Regions from separate parts of the Homo sapiens genome. Here region 2 is linked to region 1. The links are chromatin loops, found by intact Hi-C in ENCODE. Cell type or tissue: HepG2. All regions are shown on one strand. Links, peaks and the distances in the headings refer to the core of each region. The heading gives the core; the rest is flanking DNA.

Region 1 (10,962 bases), core at 952-8,951:
ACTACAAATACAAAAATTAGCTGGGCATGGTAGCATGTGTTATGTGCATTCATGTGAAGAGACCACCAGATAGGCTTTGTGTGAGCAATAAAACTTTTTATTCATCTGGGTGCAGGCAGACTGAGTCCAAAAAAGGGGTCAGCAAAGGGAGCTGGGCGGTGGGGGGGGGGGCAGGGCAGTTTTATAGGATTTGGGTAGTAGTGGAAAATTACAGTTAAAGGGGGTTTTCTCTTGCGGGCAGCGGTGGGGGACACAAGGTGCTCAGTGGGGAGCTCATTGTCCAGGAGAAGAAATGTCACAAGGTCAATTGATCAGTTAGGGTGGGGCAGGAAAAAATCACAATGGTGGAATGTCATCAGTTAAGGCAGGAATTGGCTATTTCACTTCTTTTGTGGTTCTTCAGTTGCTTCAGGCCATCTGGATGTACACGTGCAGGTCACAGGTGTTATGATGGCTTAGCTTGGGCTCAGAGGCCTGACAGTGTGTGCCTGTAGTCCCAGCTACTTGAGAGGCTAAGGTAGGAGAATTGCTTGAACCCAGAAGGTGGAGGTTGCAGTGAGCTGAGATAGCACCACTGCACTTCAGCCTGGGTGACAGAGTGACACTCCATCTCAAAAAAATAAATAAATAAATAAATAAAAATGGACAAAGGTCTTGAATAGATGCCTCTCCAAACAAGATATACAAATGGGCATTAAGCACATGAAAAAACCCACATCACTAGTCATTAGGAAAATGCAAATCAAAGTCACAATGAAATACCACTTCACACACATTAGGATGGCTGGTATTAAAAAAAAAGAAAAATAACAAGGGTTGGTGGGGACGTGGAGAAACTGGTACCCTTGTTTGTTGCTGTTGGGAATATAAAATGGCAGTCATTGTTGAAAACAGTATAGTAGTCCCTCAGAAAGTTAAACGCAGAATTACCATATGATTCAGCAATTCCACTTCTAGGCATATACTCAAAAGAATTGAAAGCAGTGACCCAAACAGATACTTGTACGTCAATGTTCATGTAACATTATTTACAGTAACCAAAAGGTGGAAAGAACCCACATGTCCATCAACAAATAAATGAATAAACAAAATATGGTATGCGCATGCAATAGAATATTATTCAGCCTTAAAAAGGAGTAAAGTTCTGATGTGTGTTACAACATGGATGAACTTTGGAAACATGCTAAGTGAAGTAAGCCAGATTCAAAAGGATAAATAGTATATGATTCTACTCATGTGGCATGCTTAGGTTTAGCAAATTCATAAGGACAGAAAGTAAAATAGAGGTTCCCAGGGCCGGGGCCAGGGGAAATTGGGAGTTATTGCTTAATGGGCACAGAGCTTCTGCTTGGGAAGATGAAAAGTTCATCTTTCATGAAATGGATAGTGGTGATGTTTGCACAACATGTGAATGCATTTAATGCAACTGAACTGTACACTTAAAAATGGTTGAAATGGTAACTTTTATGTTATGTATATTTTACCATAATAAAAATTATTTTAAAACTAATATGTATAAGTATTTTAATTTCAGTAAACACAGCACAGAGCTACCTTAATCGACCTTGACTTTTCAACTCATACGTATTAGTATTTCAATTTCAGTAAACAAAGTTACCTCAATCTTTTAAAAATAATGTTTACAATTTTATAATGGAAATTTAAAACATATTAAGAAAGGAAATAGTATAATAAATTCCCACCTGTCTTCCAGGTTTAGCACTTATCAACACGTGGTCAATCTTGTGTCTTCTATTCTTCTCATCCACGTCGTTTCCTCACTACCTCATTTTTTTTGAAACCCATTCCAGACATCATAATATTTAAATTATAAATGTTTAAGTATGATTTCCATAGGACTCTTTTCTGAAAAACATAACCACAAACCACTATCACATCTAAAATATTTAACACTTTGTTAATATTATCAAAGATCCAGCTAGTGTTGATCTGATTGCCTGATTCAAAAGGATCAGGCAATATATAAAAAATATATAATATTTTTTAATAGTTGGTTTGTTGAAATTAAAGATCTGAACAAGTCTATAAATTATAATGAGTCATATGTCGTTTAAGTCTCTTTTAATCTATAGATTCTCCCTTCCTCTTCTTTCAAATTGATTAGTTGAACAAACTAGATTTTTTGTCATGCAGTTTCCCACATTTTGGATTTTGCTAATTTTATCCTCATGGTATTACTAAACATGTTCATCTGAACCCTATATACCCTCTAAACTGGGAGTTAGAGCTACAGGCTTGGTCTGATTTGGATTTTTGCTTTCTTCAAATAGCATTCACAGGTGATGTTGTGTACTTCCTATGTGCACCATTTAGGAGACACATAACATCTGATTGTCTTTTTTGTGATGTTGTAATTAATCAGTGAGGTCAGCCTGATTTATTATAATTCCCTGTCAGCTTTTCACTTAGTGATTTTAGTGGCCATTAATGATTACTACCTAGATCCATTATTTCATCAGAATTGAAAAACGACAATATTCTTTTCCTATCATTTCTTCTTCGTCTATTAGCTGGAATTATCTTGCAAAGAAGAGCTTTCCTTTATCAACGATTTTTGTTACCCGATAATACAATTAGAACCAAAAAGCCAGAATTAAATTGTTGAGTTTTTCCTTTTATTTACTAGTTTTCAGAATAATGAGCCATATATAATTTTAAACCATCAAGTAATTAGTGTAGGGTGATTATCTCATAGAGTAAGAGTGGATGACGTGTCCCTAAGGGAATTTGGATGATTTTCTGTCTTTGAAAGAAACCTGGACTAGGTAATCTCTATGGTTCCTTTGAGCTCTTGAAGTTCATAATTTTTCTTGCTCATGAAAACCATTTATGTTTTAATTCTCAATTTTCAAAAAGAATTAGTTGATATATTTCAATGTTATTTAGAGAGCAGACATTCATTTAACATTTAACAGATATTATTTGCTAAAGAATTTGCAAAAATTTTGTGTGTTTTCTCAAAGTTCTGGATAGTTAGCTAATTTTTTTCAGGGGCTACTTCACTACCTTTTACATTTCTTTATGTACATTTTAAACGTAGGTTTTTAAACTTAAAATTTTAAACCATGAAAAGTTGCAAGTATGCTGAGAATTCCTATTTATTTTTTATGCAGATTCAATAAATTTTGCCATTTTCCATAATTTTTAATACTCTCTCTGACTGTGTGCATGCATGCACACACACACGTATGGTATTAACTGTATACATAAACATCTATGTGTCTATCATCTATACACATTTGCACAAAGACATTTTATAGATATTTTAATTACTTTTCTAAGCCATTGGAAAGTAGGTTGCCTGCATTATGCCCCTTAATATTTCTGTGCATATTTTCTCAAAACAAGAAGGTTCTCTTACATAGCCACAGTATAGTTATCAAATTCAGGAAATTTAACATTGATATAAAACTTTTACCTAGTCTGCAGTTCATAGTCCAATTTCATCAATTGTTCCAGTAAGGTTCTTTATAGAATTTTTCCCCTCTAATGTGGGCCCAGCCACATTGACATTTTTGAAGAATACAGGTCAACTGCATACTTTTTCCTGGCTATGATCATATATATTTCCCAGTTATTAGTTGTAAATAATAGAAATTGCCTGTGGCTGATTTAAGTAGGAAAGGGATTTATTGAAAAGGTATTGAGGACCTCCTAGAATTTTAATATATCAGTATATCTCAATAAATATTTTTTACAAACAATAATAAATTATATTTATTGAGCACTTACAATGTGCTGCACACTGATCATATTACGTTATTGCCTTATCCAGTAAATAACCCTACGAGGTAAATTTCCTTTCCAATACTCCTGAATTTATTTTAGAAATGAGACAACTATAGATTAGGAAAGTAAAATGAATTTCCCAAGGCCACACAGCTAGTAAGGTGCTGAGCCAGTGTTCAAAGTCAAGTTTTGTCTGACACTAAACTCCATTCTTTTTCTACTCCATATTTTAATGGCAGCATAACTTGAAAACATTTCTGAAAGACATTTGCTAGAAAATAAATGATCTGTGGTAGACTGAAACATTAAATATTGCTTCAGTTGATATTATGAGAGATGTATATTGTAAAACATACACGCGTTTTAGCTTTTCTCCATCTTTAAAATCACTTCACAGACATGACCGAATGCTAGAGGAGCTGGCGAGAAAATCCTCAGCGTGCACATCAAATTGTACCCACTTGGGGGCACCCACAATGCAGCTTTTCTGCCTGTTCTGCCTAGAAGCTTCGAGCCCTGCAGAGGTGGATTGAGCCAGCTGCTCTACAGGACTCGGACAGCCCGATCTGATATCTCAAGAAATAGTGCCCTATATCTCCAAGTTTAGGGGATATTTTACTTAGTTTGTTGCCCACATGATAAACTATTTTCTGCAGTTTAAAACATCAATAATTAATACAATTGCTACAGGCCAAACGTGCTAGATATATGTTAGGATTTAATGACCAAGAACTAAAAATAATTTGCTGACTTAAAATGATACGTTTGTCCAGAGGATTTTTTTTGGATTTACGCTATGCCAAAATTAGGAACATAATGATTAACCAATAGGGGTAAAAAATGTGCTGTAAAATCAAGCTAAGTGTTTTAAAATAGTTTTGCATTGTGGTCTCACCTGAAACATGCTCTTTGGTAGGGACATGTGTTGGCGATCTCCAGTGCTGCTGCTGATGTAATCTCCAGGCCAGCCATTTGGTCTTTAGCTCTATTTGATAGTAGAGATCCTCCTGATATATACAAATGTCTAAGATGCCACTGAACCCAGATGTAGTTGCTGTGGCTTTGCCTAGAGAGGGGTTATTATTCCAGAGCATAAGGAGAGAAGATACAGCAAACAAGATTGTACTGGATGGGGCTATCACAGTCTTTCATATCCACCACTGCTGCTAAAGAGGCAGTTGAAGGTGGCCATATTTTAAACCATATAAATCCACCTTTAATATGGCTGCTTAGACCAGAGGGAGCCAAAGTATGATGGGAGAGCAGCTCATGGGGTGATTTAGCTTAAAAAACTGTTCAAAGAGGAACAAGTTGGACCAATTATATGCTTACCTATGAGAATCTGATTCGGGATACAGAATATGAGGGGACTCATAGTAGAAACTGATATGAAATAATGTATAGTGGGGGTATAATGTAGAATAGAGGCCAAGAGCACAGCCAGATTATGAGGAAACTAAGCCTTGCAGAAGGTGAGACAATAACTAAGCTTAAGCTACTAGAAAAAGAAAAGATGAAGAGGAATTCAGTCTTTTTTTTTTCTTTTTCTTTTTATTATACTTTAAGTTTTAGGGTACATGTGCACATTGTGCAGGTTAGTTACATACGGTTTAGCTAGAAGATATGTGAAGAGAAGCAGGGACAAGAGGAGGCTGAGCAGTGTTTCTGGTGGAGCTCTTGAGGGAAGGCTCACAGTTCTTGCTCCTGAGGGTTCTTGGTACAGTCCCAGTTTCTGTTCCATTTCTGGTCCCTGCTCATTGATCACCATGAGATCCTGGCTTCCATCTTAAGTCTTGCAATAAACAGCCATTACTTGTGGAAACTTGAGTGAATATCTGTCCCTTACCAACAAAAGTAACTAACTAGAGTAGGAGAATATGAGAGAATAATATTCCTGTTTCCTGTTTTCGAAGTCCTTTTAAACAATTGTGGTAAAATATGTATGACATAAAATTTTCCATTTTTACCATTTTTAAGTATACAGTTCAGTGGCATTAAGTATAATCACATTGTTGTGCCACCATCACCACCATCCATCTCCATAACTTTTTCATCATCCCAAACTGAAATTCTGTATCCATTAGACAGTAAGTCTTCACTCCTTACAGTACCTGCTTACCATTATTCTACTTTTGATCTTTATGAAATTGCTCAGAGTCCTTTTTGAATGAATAATATAGATATTGAATAGCTAAGATTTATTTATGCAGCAAGCCTGTAAGTGACAAAGCCACTGTCCAGAGTTTTTGGGGAGCTGGAGTTATCACAAATAGCCTGGAAAGTGTAGGCTATTTATCATGTGTAGTCAGGCAACTGCAGAAGCATGCCTCACAACTTCCTTGGACTTCGCCGGTACCCTGTTCTGTTCATCTGTTAGAATGGCTGAATGACTCATCTTACAACAATAATGAAAAAAAAAAAGAGTGGTTGAATGTCCATTCCTTCAGTAGATCCATCATCACAGAGTCAGGGGAGATGGAGATAAGGGAAATGAAGTTATGGGCTAGCAGTAGGTCCACCAATGCAATAATTAAATGTAGTCAGTGTTAATAAGAACAGCGACCATTTAATCATGACTTACCACGTGCTTTTTTATATTAACTTATTTAATTTTCATAACATCCTCAAACAACTGAAAATAGAACTACCATATGATCCATCAATCTCACTGCTGGGTATATATACAAAAGAAAGGAAATCAGTATATCTAAAAGATATCTGCACTCCTATGTTTATTGCAGCACTATTCATAGTAGCCAAGATATGGAGTCAACCCAAGTGTCCATCAATGGATTAATGAAGAAAATATGGTATATATGATGGAATATTATGAAGCCATAAAAAGAATAAAGTCCTGTCATTTGCAACAACACAGATGGAACTGGAAGGAATAAGTTTTAGTGTTCGCTAGCACAGTAGGGCAACTATAGTTAAGAATTTATTGTATATTTCAAAACAGCTGGAAGAGAAGATTTGAAATGTTCCCAACACAAATAAATGATAAATGATGGGGTGATGGATATCACAATTGCTCTGATTTGATCATTACATGCTGTATATATGTATCAAAATATCACATGTACCCCATATGTATAACTATTACATATCAATAAAAGATAAATTACAAAAATTTTCCTTTTTAAAAAATATTACTTTTTTTTTGTATTTTTTGTAGAGACAGGGTTTTGCCATGTTGCCCAGGCTGGTCTTGAACTCCTGAGCTCAAGCAATTCACCCACCTCAGCCTCCCAAAGTGCTGGGATTACAAGCATGAGCCACTATACCTGGCCAACAAAACATTTCTTAATCTTATGAGACAGGTACTATTATTTCTGCATTTTGTAGTTAGGTAAATTAAAGTACAACATGATTAAATTACTTGCTCAAGGTCACATAGCTGGTAAGTGACATAACTGAGTGACTTCTACTGTAGGAAGCTAATTCCAGTCACTTAACTTCTCACCTCATTGTTTCTTATCAGCATCAAGCTGAACCTTAGCAGTGTCAAAAGTACAATAAAGGACCATCATTGTCATGTTAAAATAGATTTGTTGATGAAAACCTGAAAGGAAACAGGTATTTATTTGTTCCATTTCATTTTTCATAAAACTATGTTAACATTTCATTTGTGTATCTGCATTTTCATCGTTTCAGACCTTCCCAACAGTGAATTTGGTGTGTGAGTTTTTGATCTCTTGCCCTCAAAGCAGACAGGTGGTCAGCCACCTGTCCCATTCACTCCAGTGGATTGTGCGAATATTATCATTTCTATATGTGTTTTGATGTGAAATCAGTTGGGAAAACCTAGCAAATTAGTTGATATATCAAGTTTTCCTCCTCTTGTCTTCTTATTAAAATACTTATGAATACCAAATATGCAGGGTAACCTTGCGGCTTAAAGAGCCTTTTTTTTTTTTTTCTCAACTGAGATTGTTCGAAGTTTAAATATTTTGATATCAGGTCTCTCCCTCACTGGGAAGAAGATACAAGGAGCAGGATACCAGTAGAATAGGGGTTTAGGATATTACATCAGAAGGTGTCCAGTTCAATGAGATAAAAAAAGCACACTGAAATCAGAAGCAAAGTTAAATATAGTACTGTGAGAAAAGGTAAGCTTGAAGGTAAGTGACCCACAGAGGAGCTTTGCTGAAAGCCAGATTTTACATAAACTTTATTATATCTCAGGGCTCAAAATAAAATGATCCATCAATCAAAGAATTATTTAAGCAAAGATCTATACATATTCTCTTTCAATATAGACTTATCTGCATTTAGGAAGGTCTGAAGCATTTCTCCTCAAAGCTTGTGCTAGGTATTCTGATGAGCTAGAATGGTGCTTCTCAAACACTGCTGCACATTAGAGTCAACTGTGGACATGTAACAATTCTTGATGTCTAGGCTGCACCATATACCAATTAAATTGAAATCTCTGGACTTGACGCATAAGCATCAGTATTTTAAAAAAATTCTCAAATAATGCAAATGTTTGGGAACCAGTCGTTTAGTGCAGTGGTTCTCAAACTTTAGCTGCATTAGAATCAGCAGCTGGGCTTGTTAAACCACGTGTTGCTGGGCCCCACCCCAAGAGTTTCTGATTCAGTAGGTTAAAGGTAGGGCCTGAGAATTTGTGTTTCTAGTGATTTCCTACATGGTGCTGGTGCTGCTGGTCCAGGGAACCACAGTTTGAGAACCACTGATTTCGAGAACTATTTACTTATTCATTAATGCCATTTGAAGACATGAAAGTCAGAAATTTTTGCTGGGCAGCCTAAGTAGATGCAACATCTTTGGAAAGGAGTCTAACCACAGTTGTGAACTCATTGCACACACTGATTCTCTGGCAGGGTTACATTCAGGCCCATCTGTTAGGCTGGCAGCATGCCCACAGAGAATGTGCTATGCCAATTTCAGCAGGGCATAGGTGCTAACCAAACACGGTTTTAGAAGGGTGGCTTTCATCACACACCAAGCGCCATTTCTTGGGCCAGGCAATCCTGCTGTTTGCAAACAGCTCCAGTCTGAGGCCACATGCTTTCTTACATCTGTACATGCTTGAGGACATGATTAAAAAATAAATAATCAACAAATGGTTGATTATATTTCTCCCTCAATCTGCCTTAGTGTTGTAATTTGGCCTGTAGAGAGGCAGTCTCTCTTCAGTAAGCTGGAAGCCATTCTAAAGGACCATAGAGTACAAATGTAATGCTTTAAAACTGCAAGGTTTGGATCAGCTACATTTGTTCCTTTGAAAATATCATTATCATTTTTTGCTGTATTTTTATTTAGGCTTTTACTCTGTTCATGAGCTAGATTTATTCCCCATTTATCATCAGTATTCTGAGGTCTTCACTAATTTATTATTATCATTATTTTGAGACAGGGTTGCTCTCTGTTGCCCAGGCTGGATTGCAGTGGCCTAATCGTGGCTCACTGCAGCCTTGACCTCCCAGGCCCAAGCAATCCTCCCACTTCAGCCACCCGAATAGCTAGGACCAAATCAGTCACCATGCCTAGCTAATTAAAAAAATTTTTTTTTGTTTTTGGTAGAAACAGAGTCTTCCTGGGTTGCCCAGGCTGGTCTTGAACTCCTAGACTCAAGTGATCCTCCTGCCTCAGCCTCCTAAAGTGCTGGGCTTGTAGGCTTGAGCCACTGTGCTCAGCCTAATTTGATTTTTAAAAAACTTATATATATATACATATTTTAAAGTAGATTTAATTTTTTAGGGTAGTTTTAGGTTCATAGAAAAATTGAGTGAAAGGTACAGAGATTTCCCATGTACCCCCTGCCCTTCCCACATGTATAACTTCCTGTATTTTTATACTCCCTGCCCCTTATAGTACTACGTTTGTTACAACTGATGGACTTGCATTGACCCACCATTATCACCCAAAGTCCATAGTTTACATGAGGGTTCACTCTTGGTTAGGTTTGGACAATTGTGTAATGGCATGTATCCACCATTATAGTATCATACAGAATAGTTTCACTGTCCTAAAAATTCTCTGTGTTTTGCCTTCTCATCCCTCTTTCCTCCTTAACTCCTGGCAACCACTGATTTTTCTACTGCCTACATGGTTTTGCCTTTTCCAGAATATCATACAGTTGGAATCATATAGTAGGTAGCCTTTTCAGATGGTTTGCATTTAGTAATGTACATTTAATGTTTCTGCATGTCTTTTTATGCTTTGATAGCTCATTTTTTTTTTTAGAATTGAATAATATCCCATGTCTAGATGTATCACATTTTATTGTCCATTCACCTACTGAAGGACTTCTTGGTTGCTTCCAACTTTTAGCAATTATTAATAAAGCTGCTATAAATATCCATATGCACATTTTTGTGTGGCCCTAAGTTTTCAACTCTGTTGGGTAAACATCAAGGAATGAAATTGCTGGATCTTGTGGTAAGAGTATGTTTAGTTTTGTAAGAACTCTCAAACTGTCTTTCAATGTGGCAGTACTATTTTGCATTCCTGCCAGCAGTGGATAAGAGTTCCTGTTGCTCCACATTGTCACCACGATTTGATATTTTCAGTGTTCTGGATTTATATATATATATATATTATATATAATATATACTTTTGCATATGTTATATATACTTTTACTATATATACAAAATAATTTTAAAAGTCATCTATATGTATAAATCATATACATATAGATGACTTTTAAAACTATTTTTTATTTGTTGCTCTTGTTCTTTGTTCCTATTTTTGCTTTCTACTCTTTATGTGCCTTTTGTAGTTTTAAGTAAGCACTACATATAATTCAATTTCTTAGCATATCAGTTGTACTTTTCTTTTTAATTTTTAAAGTGGTTGCCATAGAGTTAGCGATATACGTTTACAAGTAATCCAAGTCCACTTTCAAGTCACATTCTACCATTTCACAGGTAGCATAGGTACCTTACAATAACAAAATAATCCTAATTCATCTCCCCTGTATCATTGCTGTCCATTTATTTTACTTATATATAAGTATATATAAGCATATGTGTACATAAGCATATTTAACCATATGTATACGCATACATAATTGAAAATATCGTTGGTGTTATTTGGAACCAATGAAAGGCATAACATATGTATGATGAAAATACCAGAGTATAAATAGAGTAAGAAACAAAATATTTAAAATAATAATGACTGAGAATTTTCCTAAATTAATGTTAGACAACAAACTACATATGTTTGTTATTTGAAACAAACTG
Region 2 (10,962 bases), core at 1,739-9,738, 170 kb before region 1:
GTGTATACCTGGATCTGGGGGATGATTATATGGGGACACATGTCCATAAAAATTCTCTGAGCTTTACACTTAAGATACATACATTTTACTGAATTTAATTAAACCTAATGAAAAAAACAACACTGCTAAATTATATTTCTAAGAAAGTTGGTCGGGTTCAGCTTGTCTCTTGAATAAAGGTGGTGAGATCCAAGGGCCTTGCCCATAGCATCACTGCCATGATGAGAGATTCCATGATACTGACAGCCAAGGACATCTGTGTGTAGCAACCCCAAAGACATATATTGACATTGTTTAGCAGTAAGTCAATCTCCAAGCAATAACCTCAACTTGTTTGACATCATCCTGGGTACATCTCTGAGTTGTGGGGCACAGCCACAGGAAACCCTAACATGAAACCAAAAGGGGCAGGTAGAAAAAAGTGCTGGACTTTTAAACTAGAGAAGGAAAGCATGAGAAACCTAGGAAGCAGTGATTAAATGCAGCCAATCAGGTGGTACGTACAAGTGTTGGGCAAGAGAGAAGCTGTGGTCAAAGGCCGTAAGAGACACAGCAAGGACAGCAGAGCTGCCCAGGCAGCCTCTCTGCTGACATAGTCCATAGAAGACGGTTGTGGGAAAGAGGGAGGAAGAGTGACCCACAGGCCAAGAAGAGCTTCACAGGGCCACAGCTTTAGCAGCTGTCTGTCTGCTGTCTTGGCCCTAAGGATGAGGTGGAGACCCCTAAGAGCCCTGGTGTCAATTGTGCATCCAGTCTCAGAATCACAGAAATTCTGTTCCTCAGTGCTGAAGTGTTTTGTGTGTCCCTAAAGGAAAAGCACTCCCGGAGCTGCCAGGTTCCCATCCCGACCCATGAAGAACTGTCTTCTTGATTAATCACCCCCTCTTCCACTGTCATGCAGGGAACTCACATTAGGCTTTGTATCTGGGCCCATTTTTGCTCATTGCCACACTGCTGGGAAATGGGGGCCATCCACAGTGAACTGCAGTGAAAGAAAAGTTGAAGAAAAACTGCACCACCAGGTGGACCCAGAGTCCTGACTATACTGTGCCCATGTGCACAGCTGCCTGGATGCTCTCCCAGCCAGCTCCTGAGTCCTCAGAGTTGCTTCTGCTTTTCCTAGGCTCCTTATGTGAAATGTGACTTTTTTTCATGGAAGTACCCCCCATGAAGTATTTCCCAGTCCTGCCCTGCTCAGTTGAAATGTAAATAAATTTGAAATTGTTCCTATCTAAATCAGTGAAGTATCCCTAAATTTCCTAGACCATTTCAACCTGAAAAGCAGTTCTAGGCATTTTTGGTTTTAGCTTCTGATGTTTCAATTTCATATTTCACTATGGTGGATGTTTGTTAGTTCCCTTGGCTACTGAGCATCCAAACTTTATTTCTCTGTTGGGTGAGTCTTCCATTGCATAAATCTTTGTGAGAAAAGGCCTCGCTCTCACTACAGAATTTCAAGGGGAGGGTACCCATTTCTCCATCCCTGAGGAGTCAGCATGAGGAGCTTGGGGGCTGAGCTCAGCCAATCAGATGCTGCCACTTGCAGCTTTAACTCCTGAGCAATAATGCAAAGATCAAGACATCATTAAGAAATTATTCACTGGCCCAGCGCGGTGGGTCACGCCTGTAATCCCAGCACTTTGGGAGCCTGAGGTGGGTGGATCACAAGGTCAGGAGTTCAAAACCAGCCTGGCCAAGATGGTGAAACCCCATCTCTACTAAAAATGCAAAAATTAGCCAGGCGTGGTGGCGGTTGCCTGTAATCCCAGCTATTTGGGAGGCTGAGGCAGAGAATTGCTTGAACCCAGGAGGCAGAGTTTGCAGTGAGCCGAGACCGCACCACTGTACTCCAGCATGGGTGACAGAGCAAGACTCCATCTCAAAGTAAAAAAAGAAAAGAAAAGAAAAGAAATTATTCACAGGGCTAACAGTGCAGAGTCTAGTGGGTAGTGGGTAGGGCCAGTGTCCACCGGCAGGTGAACTAGTAGCAGCTTCCTAGCTGCAAACTCTTTGGATTACAGCTCTTGGAACGTCCTAAAAATTCCTGCATGGCATGTCTTCTTAGTTCTTTGTCCCAAATTCTAGCTTTTCTTCTCAACTGTAGGCTAAATCAGACTCTAAGCCCATGTTTCTCTGTTTTTGGTCTCTGTCTGAGATACACAAAAGCAGGCATAGCAGCTGGATCAGAAGCACTTGAATTAGATGGCAATAAGTTTCCTTTTGTTTTCAGTAATGCTTTTACTGTCAATCATTAGAATAGTTCAGATTAGTTTGTGTTTTAGTGTTAAGCCATTAATTATTTTTAAAATTTATACTTTAATTTTAGATTCAGGGGTACATGTGCAGATTTGTTACAAGGGTATATTGCATAATGCTGAGGTTTTGGCTTCTACTGATCCCATCACCCAGATTGTGAACATAAGTATCCAATAGGAAGTTTTTTCAGACCTTGTCCCCATCCATCCATGCCTCTTCCTGGAGTCCCCAGTGTTTATTATTCCCATCTGTGTGTCCATGTCTACCCAAGGTTTAGCTCCCACTTATCAGTAAGAACACGCAATATTTGGCTGTTTCTGCATTAATTTGCTTAGGTTAATAGCCTCCAGCTGCATCCAAGTGACTGCAAAAGATATAATTTTATTCCTTTTATGGCTGCATAGTATTCCATAATGTATATGTACCACATTTTCTTTATGCAATCCACCATTCATAGGCACCTGAGTTGATTCCATGTCTTTGCTATGGTGAATAGGGCTGTGATGTCCTTTTGGTAGAATGATTTACTGTCCTTTGTGTATATACCCAATCATGGGATTGCTGGGTTGAATTGTAGTTACATTTTCAGTTCTTTGCAAAATCTCCAAACTGCTTGCAGTAGTGGCTGAGCTAATTTACATTCCCACCAACAGTGTATAAGCATCCCCTTTTCTCTTTATCCTTGCCATCTGGTTGTTTTTTTTTAACTTTTTAATAATAGCCATTCTGACCAGTGTGAGAGGGTATCTCATTATGATTTTGATTTGCATTTCTCCAATGACTAGCGATGTTGAGCATTTTTTCATGTGTTTCTTGGCCCCTTGTATATCTTCTTTTCAGAAGTGTTTGTTCATGTCCCTTGCTCACTTTTTAATGCAGTTACTTGTTTTACTCTTGTTGCATTAAATTCCTTATAGAATCTGGATATTAGCCCTTTGTTGGATGCATAGTTTGCAAATATTTTATCTCCCATTCTGTAGGTTGTCTGTTTACTCTATTAGTAGTTTCTTTTGCTGGGCGGAAGCTCTTAAATTTAATTAGGTCCCACTTGTCAATTTTTGCTTTTGTTGCAATTGCTTTTGAGGACTTAGTTATAAATTGTTTGTCTAGGAGGGTATTTCCTAGGTTTTCTTCTAGGATTTTTATAGTTTGAGGTCTTAACATTTAACTCTTTAATCCATCTTTTTCTAAAACAAAATTATCATTTTTAATTTTTGTGGGTACATAGTAGATATTAATACTTATGGGTTATATAAGGTATTTCAATACAGGCATGCAATATGAAATAATCACATCAAGATAAATGGGGTGTCCATCACCTCAAGCATTTATTCTTTGTGTGTCAAACACTTCTCATTAGAAGTGTGCTTCTCTGGGTGAAGCAGGTTGGCACTTCAATTGAACCAAGTACCTTTCTCTTTGGCTTCCTTCTTTATCTGATCATTTTCCTTCATACGTTTCAGGAAGCGATCTCCTCTCTTAGAGTGCTTAATGTGCTCCACACACACATTCTCTTGGCAAGAATCTTGCCCTAAATTGTTTGTTTACAACAATGCCAACAGCATGTTGGGTAACATCATAGACTCTTCCAGTTTTGCCATAATAACACTTGTGGGGCATTCCTTTTTGAACAGTACTCATTTCCTTGACGTCTACAATATCATGTTCCTTACAGATTTGCATATACATGGCCAAAAGAACAACTCCATGTTTTCTAAAAGACCAACATATATTGGGTGCCTCTCTTCTTTCCCTTTGTTTTTGTCATTTTGGTGAATTACTGGAACATGGCAGCTCCAGCCAAAATGAAGCAGGAGTTTGACTATTAAATGCCTTGAGGTAGTCTTCTTTGGGTTAAATCTGCTTGGTGTTCTATAACCTTTTTGTACTTCGATATTGATATCTTTCTTAGGATATTCCTTAGGATATTCGTAATCCTAAGGGGATGCTACTCGTAATGTCACAGGGGGTGTACATCATGTGTGTATACCCCCTGCGATTTTATTTGTAATATCCTAGTGGGATGTTACTTCTATAAGTTTGGGAAGTTCTCTGTTATTATTCCACTGAATAAGCTTTCTACCCCTATCTCTATGTACACCCACTGTGATATTATTCCTAATATCTTAAGTAGTAATTACTTCTAATATCACAGTGGGTGTACACCCTGTGACATTTTTCATGATATTTTAGGGAGATACTACTTCTAACACCATGTGTGTACGCCCACTGTGATATTATTTGTAATATTCTAGGAAGATATTACTCCTAATATTAAAGTGAGTGTACACACTGTGATGTTATTTGTAATATCCAAGGGGGATGTTACTTCTAATGTCACAGTGGATGTACATCCTGTGATATTTTTGGTAATATGCTAGGGGGATGTTACTCCTAATGTCACTGGGATTGTACACCCTGTGATACTATTTGAAATATCCTAGGGGGATGTTACTCCTAATATTACAGAAGTATATGTGTGAGCAGGCCCACACATATACTCATTTCCCCAAATTTCTCCAAGCTCTTCTCCCAACCAGGAAGCGCGACTTGGTTGTCACATTCTGCAATTTCCCTTCTCAGTGTTTCATGGTACCATCTGTGATTAATTTTCCAAGCTTAGTTCTCAAGTGTTTGAAAGTACAGCAAAATCTCTTATCGCATTCAAGGGCTTAGTTCTTATAACAGAAAGCCTTCCTTGATACTATTTTTTCTACCATGGGCTTTAAAATGCCCATGTTGAAAGTCAAAATTGGGCAATAACTTCTTTGTTCTAGACTGTTTCCAGCATTCCTCTGTTGGTCGTGCATCTAGAAAACTATTACTGCTTGATGGCTGGAGTGGGAGGGGTAGAGTAAAGGAATACAAATTGTATAATTTAATTTAGGACATTAACCATCACAGAATCCTAGCGCTGTGTGACCTTGGGAAAATTATTTATTTGCCCAGTTCTACAGTGTTATCATTTACAAAGTAGAAGAAATAAACAGAACCTGCTTCTTGAGTGTGCTTTGAGGATTAAGTGAGATAATTAATGTAAAGTTTTCAGCACCATATGTACCACATAGTTCTTGATTTTGAAGGCACACAGTTACACCCCAATTCCATCTTGCAACAAGGTGGAGTTGAGCCTAAATGAACACTCAAAAGAATGTACTAAACATTTTGAACAGTATTGAGGTGGTTGTAACGTGGCAAGCACTAAGAGGTTGTAGGCTCCTCTAGGAAATCAAGCCACGTGAGTGGATTAAATATCCAGGGAGAATGTAGGAGAGTCAAAGCCATCTCCAACAGACACCAACATTTAAAGTGCAGGTGGAAGAGGAAACTTCGAAGAAGCCGCAAGTGGTAGGGGAAACCAGGAGCATGTGATGTCATAAAAGTCAAGGGACAAAATCACTTCAGTAAGGAATAAAAGACTACTTGAAGCAAATGTTGCAGAGATGCCTTGAGAGTCCAGATACCATTTGGTTAAGGCATGAATAACAGATGAAGAATTGGGGACGGCAAGTGTAGACAGTCTTTTTAAAGAAGCCTGGCTGTAAAGGACAATAGAGCTAAAGCTAGAGGGTCACTGAATAAATTTGAGGTTAGTCTATTTTTAGAACGGGAGCTATCTCTCATTTTAACAAAGCAGGGAATGAGTCAGTGGGGAGAAAAGAAGGAAGGCACAGGACAGCAGAGATGGGTAGATGGCCAAAGATCATCGGGGGCTTAGGAGAGATACCCAGGTCCTGGTGGAAGCATTAGGCTTGAGATCAGACAGGAAGAGGAAAACTATTCTCTCCTAAGAGGAGGGAAGGAGAGAAGATGGGTCTAGATGTCAGCGTACAGATCCAAGGCAGGAAGTTGAGCAAGGTCCCATCTGAAGATTCCCCTTTTCTCTGTGAAGCAAAAGCAAAGCCATCTCTTTCAGAGAGACGGGGACATGGATAAAGCCCAGAGAAGAGTGGAGGTGACTACTAGGGCTTCGCAGAGAAGGGAACACAATAGGACTCATTGATAGGCCTAATAAAGCAAATTATCATCATGTTCTGGTTCTGAAAATAAAAAATCTGAAATTTGGGAAAGATATTTTTCTGGTCTTCAAAGTAGAGACTCTATCCCCTTGGCTATCTACACTGTACTGGAACACATGCATAAAGAAGATTATTGAATGATGTTTAGTGCAAGAGGATCGTACCTGCCCGGCTATTTAGTTAGAGCCCCAAACCCCACATTTTTACAAAAAATGAATGTTCTCTTCACTTCCAAAGTATTTATTTTTCACTACCACTAGGTGGTGTTTTGTTCAATTAAATCAAGAGTGAAACTTAACCTTTGACTCCTGTTTCAGTACACGCACTGAAAAGTACACATGCTACCTGCTGCACTTTGGTTTTAATCTTTACTTTCTAATTCTAATTTTCTAGACCAGCTATGGTATAAATGAAAACTTTGCTTTTCTCAAGTGTTACACCCTGTTTTATTTGTCTTTAAATACAATGAAAATGGAATGTGCATTTTTTCTTCCCTTTAAAAAGACCAGGGGAATGGAATGATGCGGAAGGCGGCCTTCTATAAGAAGTATGAATCTATGCCTGCTTGAGAAACCATTGTGTATTTATAATTCTTGTACTCTTCTTTTCAATAAACATTTCATGTTTTTAAAAAATCAACTTTTTTTTTACATTAAAGATACATACTAACCTTTTAGTCTTCTTAATTAATAGTTTCTGCAACTCCTGTGCTGGATACACTAAATCTTCTGTAAGTTTATTACTAAAAACCCCTTGTTAAAAACCAAAGTTGCCTAATTATGGATCATGTAAGAAAGTAGTCTCAATTAATGAAAAAACTATTTAAATAAAATAAATATGTTTTCTCTCACACTGATGCAAAAGAGGACTTTATGTATTAACCCAAAGCCTTCCTTTTTCTCTATGTTGCACCGAGGTTTGCAGCCTAACTCTGCTGCTCACCTGCTCTCTGGCCTTGGGCAAGTCTCTACCTCTCTGAACCTTGGCTTTTTCATCTGTAAATGAGCATGTTTTAAAGTGTTGACATGGGGCCGGGTGTGGTGGCTCATGCTTATAATCCCTGCACACTGGGAGACTGAGGCAGGTGGATCACTGGAGGTCAGCAGTTTGAGACCAGCCTGGCCAACATGGGGAAACCCCATCTCTACCAAAAATACAAAAATTAGCCAGGCGTGGTGGTGGGTACCTGTAATCCTAGCTACTCAGGAGGCTGAGGCAGGAGAATCGCTTGAACCCAGGAGGAGGTTGCAGTGAGCTGAGATCACGCCACTGCACTCCAGCCTGAGGGTCAGAGCGAGTTTCTGTCTCAAAAAAATAAAAAATAAAGTGTTGATATGGAACACTTGATAGATAGTAGGTGTGAAGTACAAGGGCATCTTAAATTCACTGATATTTCTGCTTGAAAACATTAAATAACGTACGGGAGTTGTGCAGCTTATCTTCTCTTTGCTCTCCTTCCTCCACCCCAGGTCCAGTGTCCACCTGTTTCTATCTTGTTTTGTGTTCTGAGGGGTTGACTTGTATAGAATGCACAAACAGGTTTCTTTGCCCTCTGGCTTTTGACTGAGTTTGGCCAGGGGACAGGAGATGGGAGGGAAGGAGAAAAAAGAGCTTGGGATATTTGTTTGTCCAGCTCCCTTCCCGGGGGTGGGCGGGGGGTCATTGTTTGCTGGCTGCAACTATCAACTGAACTTCTCCAGATCTGCCATGCAGCTCTCTACACAGTTTTCTCTCTTCCTCTGCCCTCACCACCACTGGGTCCAATTACTAAACTTATAGAATCCCTATGCCTTGCCCACCCCTCTGTATATAGTTCCTTTATTAAACTCCTGTCACATTACCTAAGTGTGCCATCTTTTACCTGCTGGTCCCAATGATCCAGGCAGTAAGCTAATTTGAGGGCCACCACTAGAAAGATCCTTAGGCTATTCATTGCTTGGGGCCTCTGTGCTTCTCCAGAAATCTTAGTGAAACCTGGCCTGAACACCAATTCCGGGTTCTGGATGAGTTCAAAAGCCTCCCCACCCCATTACTTCCACTACTACGTTCTCTCTCTTTCTTCAGCTCCTCAGCTCCTGAGCCTACATCTTTTTTTTCTTTCCTTTTTTTTTTTTTTTTTTTTTTTTGAGATGGAGTCTCCCTCTGTTGCCCAGGCTCAAGCACAGTGGCATGATTTCAGCTCACTGCAACCTCTGCCTCCCGGGTTCAAGGGATTCTCCTGCCTCAGCCTCCCGAGTAGCTGGGACTACAGGCACGTGCCACCGTGCCCAGCTAATTTTTGTATTTTTAGTAGAGATGGGTTTTCACCATGTTGGCCAGGCTGGTCTTGAATGCCTGACCTCAAGTGATCCACCGGCCTTGGCCTCCTAAAGTGCTGGGATTACAGCCATGAGACACCACGCCCGGCCCAAGCCTAGATCTTCTAGATTCAGTTGTGGATCAGGCCCAGAAGTGAAGTTCCTTCCCTTCTCCTTTGTCCCAAGAATTCCAAACACGTTTCATACTGTATGATGCTCTGTGACTTTGCTGAAGAGTGAGCGGGGCACAGGGCAGAGACCTCATAGCATCCCACCCAGCTACAGCCATCTTCACTGTCTCCAAAAGCCTGTTCTCCTCCCAAATGAGCCTCTGGTATCTATCATCTCATGTCATCCAGCTGCCACTGTTTCTCTGAATAGAGCACTGGTGACTGCTTAGTCTACCTTCCCCAGACCCTTCTTCTGGAATTCCATGAAATAAAACGGTCTTATCTTGTGACCTTTGGGGAAAACAAACAGGCTCCGCAAAGTCGTAATTTACATAAGGCCCTCCACATTCATGCTAACTCCTCAGCTAATTCCACTGATAATTATACCCCTAAGATCCCACCAGCAGAATCCGCAGGAGTGGACTGTTGGAAGCAGTTGGCAAGAAACATTCCAAAGGACTCTGAGCACCAACTGTTTACCCCCAGGGCTTCCTTGATGAGACTGCAAACTTCGTGGACTTGGGGCTTTTCCTTCTGTGACCACACTGCCACTTAGCACAGTTTCAATAACTCCTCTGGACCAATGATTAAATACCAACGTCAACAGCACCCCTAGGAAAATGAGCAAGGAACAGAATCTGCTTATAAAAGGAGTCCCAGCCCAGGGGCTATGGGGGCTTTGCCTTGGGCCTCTTCCTCTTGAGCAGAAGGTACACAGGTGGCAAGGTCTGGGCCCAGAGCCTCTTTGGCCAGGGTGACCACAGGTGACTGCAGACCCAGAGCACAAGGCCCAGCCAACTCTCAGTGGCAACCACATCTGGTTACTGAGTCCGAAGAGTGCCTGAGGAGGTGTGGGAGCTAAGAAGCCAGGAGGGCTCTCTGCTTGTCACAGCCACCTCAGCCTGCTGATGCCAGACTATGTTCGCCAGCTGTGACTGTTCTCCCCACACCAACTTGGCCTCAGTTACCCACAGCAAGAGCTGAGACTAGGTGGGCACATTTAAGAATACTTAATGAAACATTCCTGTAAGTCCTGGGATGATGGGGGGGAAAGTATCTTACAGGGGAAAAAAAAAAAGGCAAAAAAAATAAAACAAAACAAACAAACCCAGAAACGTATTACTTCCACACCAGCTCAGACCTTCCCAGGGCGCCTAACCTGGTGGTCCCTTCCTCACTCTCAGCCCTCCTGAGTTAGAAGTAGCTCACTGTCCACATGCCCCAAATCCCAGCCAATCAGTGTCCTGGGACACTTGTCACATTCACTCCAGTCAAAAGCTTTTCATGTGCCCTGAGCTATTCCCAGGATGACTGGGAGTGGGAATATTCATCACTTTCAAGAAAAAAAAAAATCCATTCTCCTCACAAAGGCTTGATAGACTCAAATGGATAATCGCTGATAGGGTTTGGCTCTGTGTCCCCACCCAAATCTCATGTTGAATTGTAATTCCCAGTGTTGGGGGAGGAACCTGGTGGGAAGTGACTGGATCATGGAGCAGATTTCCCCCTTGTTGTTCTCATGATAGTGAGTGAGTTCTCACAAGATCTGATGATTTAAAAGTGTGTGGCACTTCCTTTTTCACTCTCTCTCTTTCTCCTGCTCTGCCATGGTAAGATGTGCTTGATTCCCCTTTGCTTTCCGCCATGTTTCCTAAGTTTCCCGAGGCTTCCCAGCCATGCCTCCTGTATAGCCTGTGGAACTGTGACTCAATTAAACCTTTTTTCTTCATAAATTATCCAGCTTTGGGTAGTTTTTTACAGCCGTGTGACAGCGGACTAATACACTCACCCAATAATTGTTTTTTCTTTTAGTGTTTTTAGATCCCAACTTGTGTTACCATCATCCAGTAATTATTAATACATTTCTCAAAATTTAGGTTCTTCTGTCTAATATAAGAGTATGTTTGAAAGGCCAGGGCCACAGTGGCTTATGCCTGTAATCTCAAAACTTTGGGAGGCCGAGGTGGGTGGATCATTTGAGGTCAAGAGTTCAAGACCATCCCGGGCAACATGGAGAAACCCATTCTCTACTAAAAATACAAAAATTAGCCGGGCGTGGTGGCTGGTGCTTATAATCCCATCTACTCGGGAGACTGAGGAAGGAGAATCGCTTGAACCTGGGAGGCAGAGTTTCAGTGAGCCAAGATCGCACCATTGCACTTTAGCCTGGGCGACAGAGTGAGACGCCATCTCAAAACAGAAGAAAACAAAAAAGTATGT

What was found. A loop is a pair of places that touch in the nucleus more often than their neighbours do. Peaks named below come from ENCODE experiments on the same cell type or tissue, not always from the same donor. Only the 100,000 strongest peaks of a DNase experiment are listed, where the experiment ranks them.
Region 2: a loop joins it to region 1, with 3 times the contacts of the local background. A loop is called at or near these places in 2 of 110 quality-filtered maps.

The regions. Positions count from the first base shown.
Region 1 is chr2:175,199,607-175,210,568 of GRCh38, forward strand. No RefSeq gene overlaps it. Among named protein-coding and RNA genes, the nearest start is that of ATP5MC3, 23 kb to the left of the region's middle. RefSeq lists a silencer at 4,162-4,301. In HepG2, for the core only: a CTCF peak has its summit at 4,225 (motif pointing right); a DNase peak (open chromatin) is centred at 4,225; H3K27me3 peaks cover 662 bases.
Region 2 is chr2:175,030,169-175,041,130 of GRCh38, forward strand. It overlaps the pseudogene RPL21P31. Among named protein-coding and RNA genes, the nearest start is that of CHN1, 30 kb to the left of the region's middle. RefSeq lists a silencer at 943-1,012. In HepG2, for the core only: a CTCF peak has its summit at 6,566 (motif pointing right); a DNase peak (open chromatin) is centred at 6,573; H3K4me3 peaks cover 406 bases.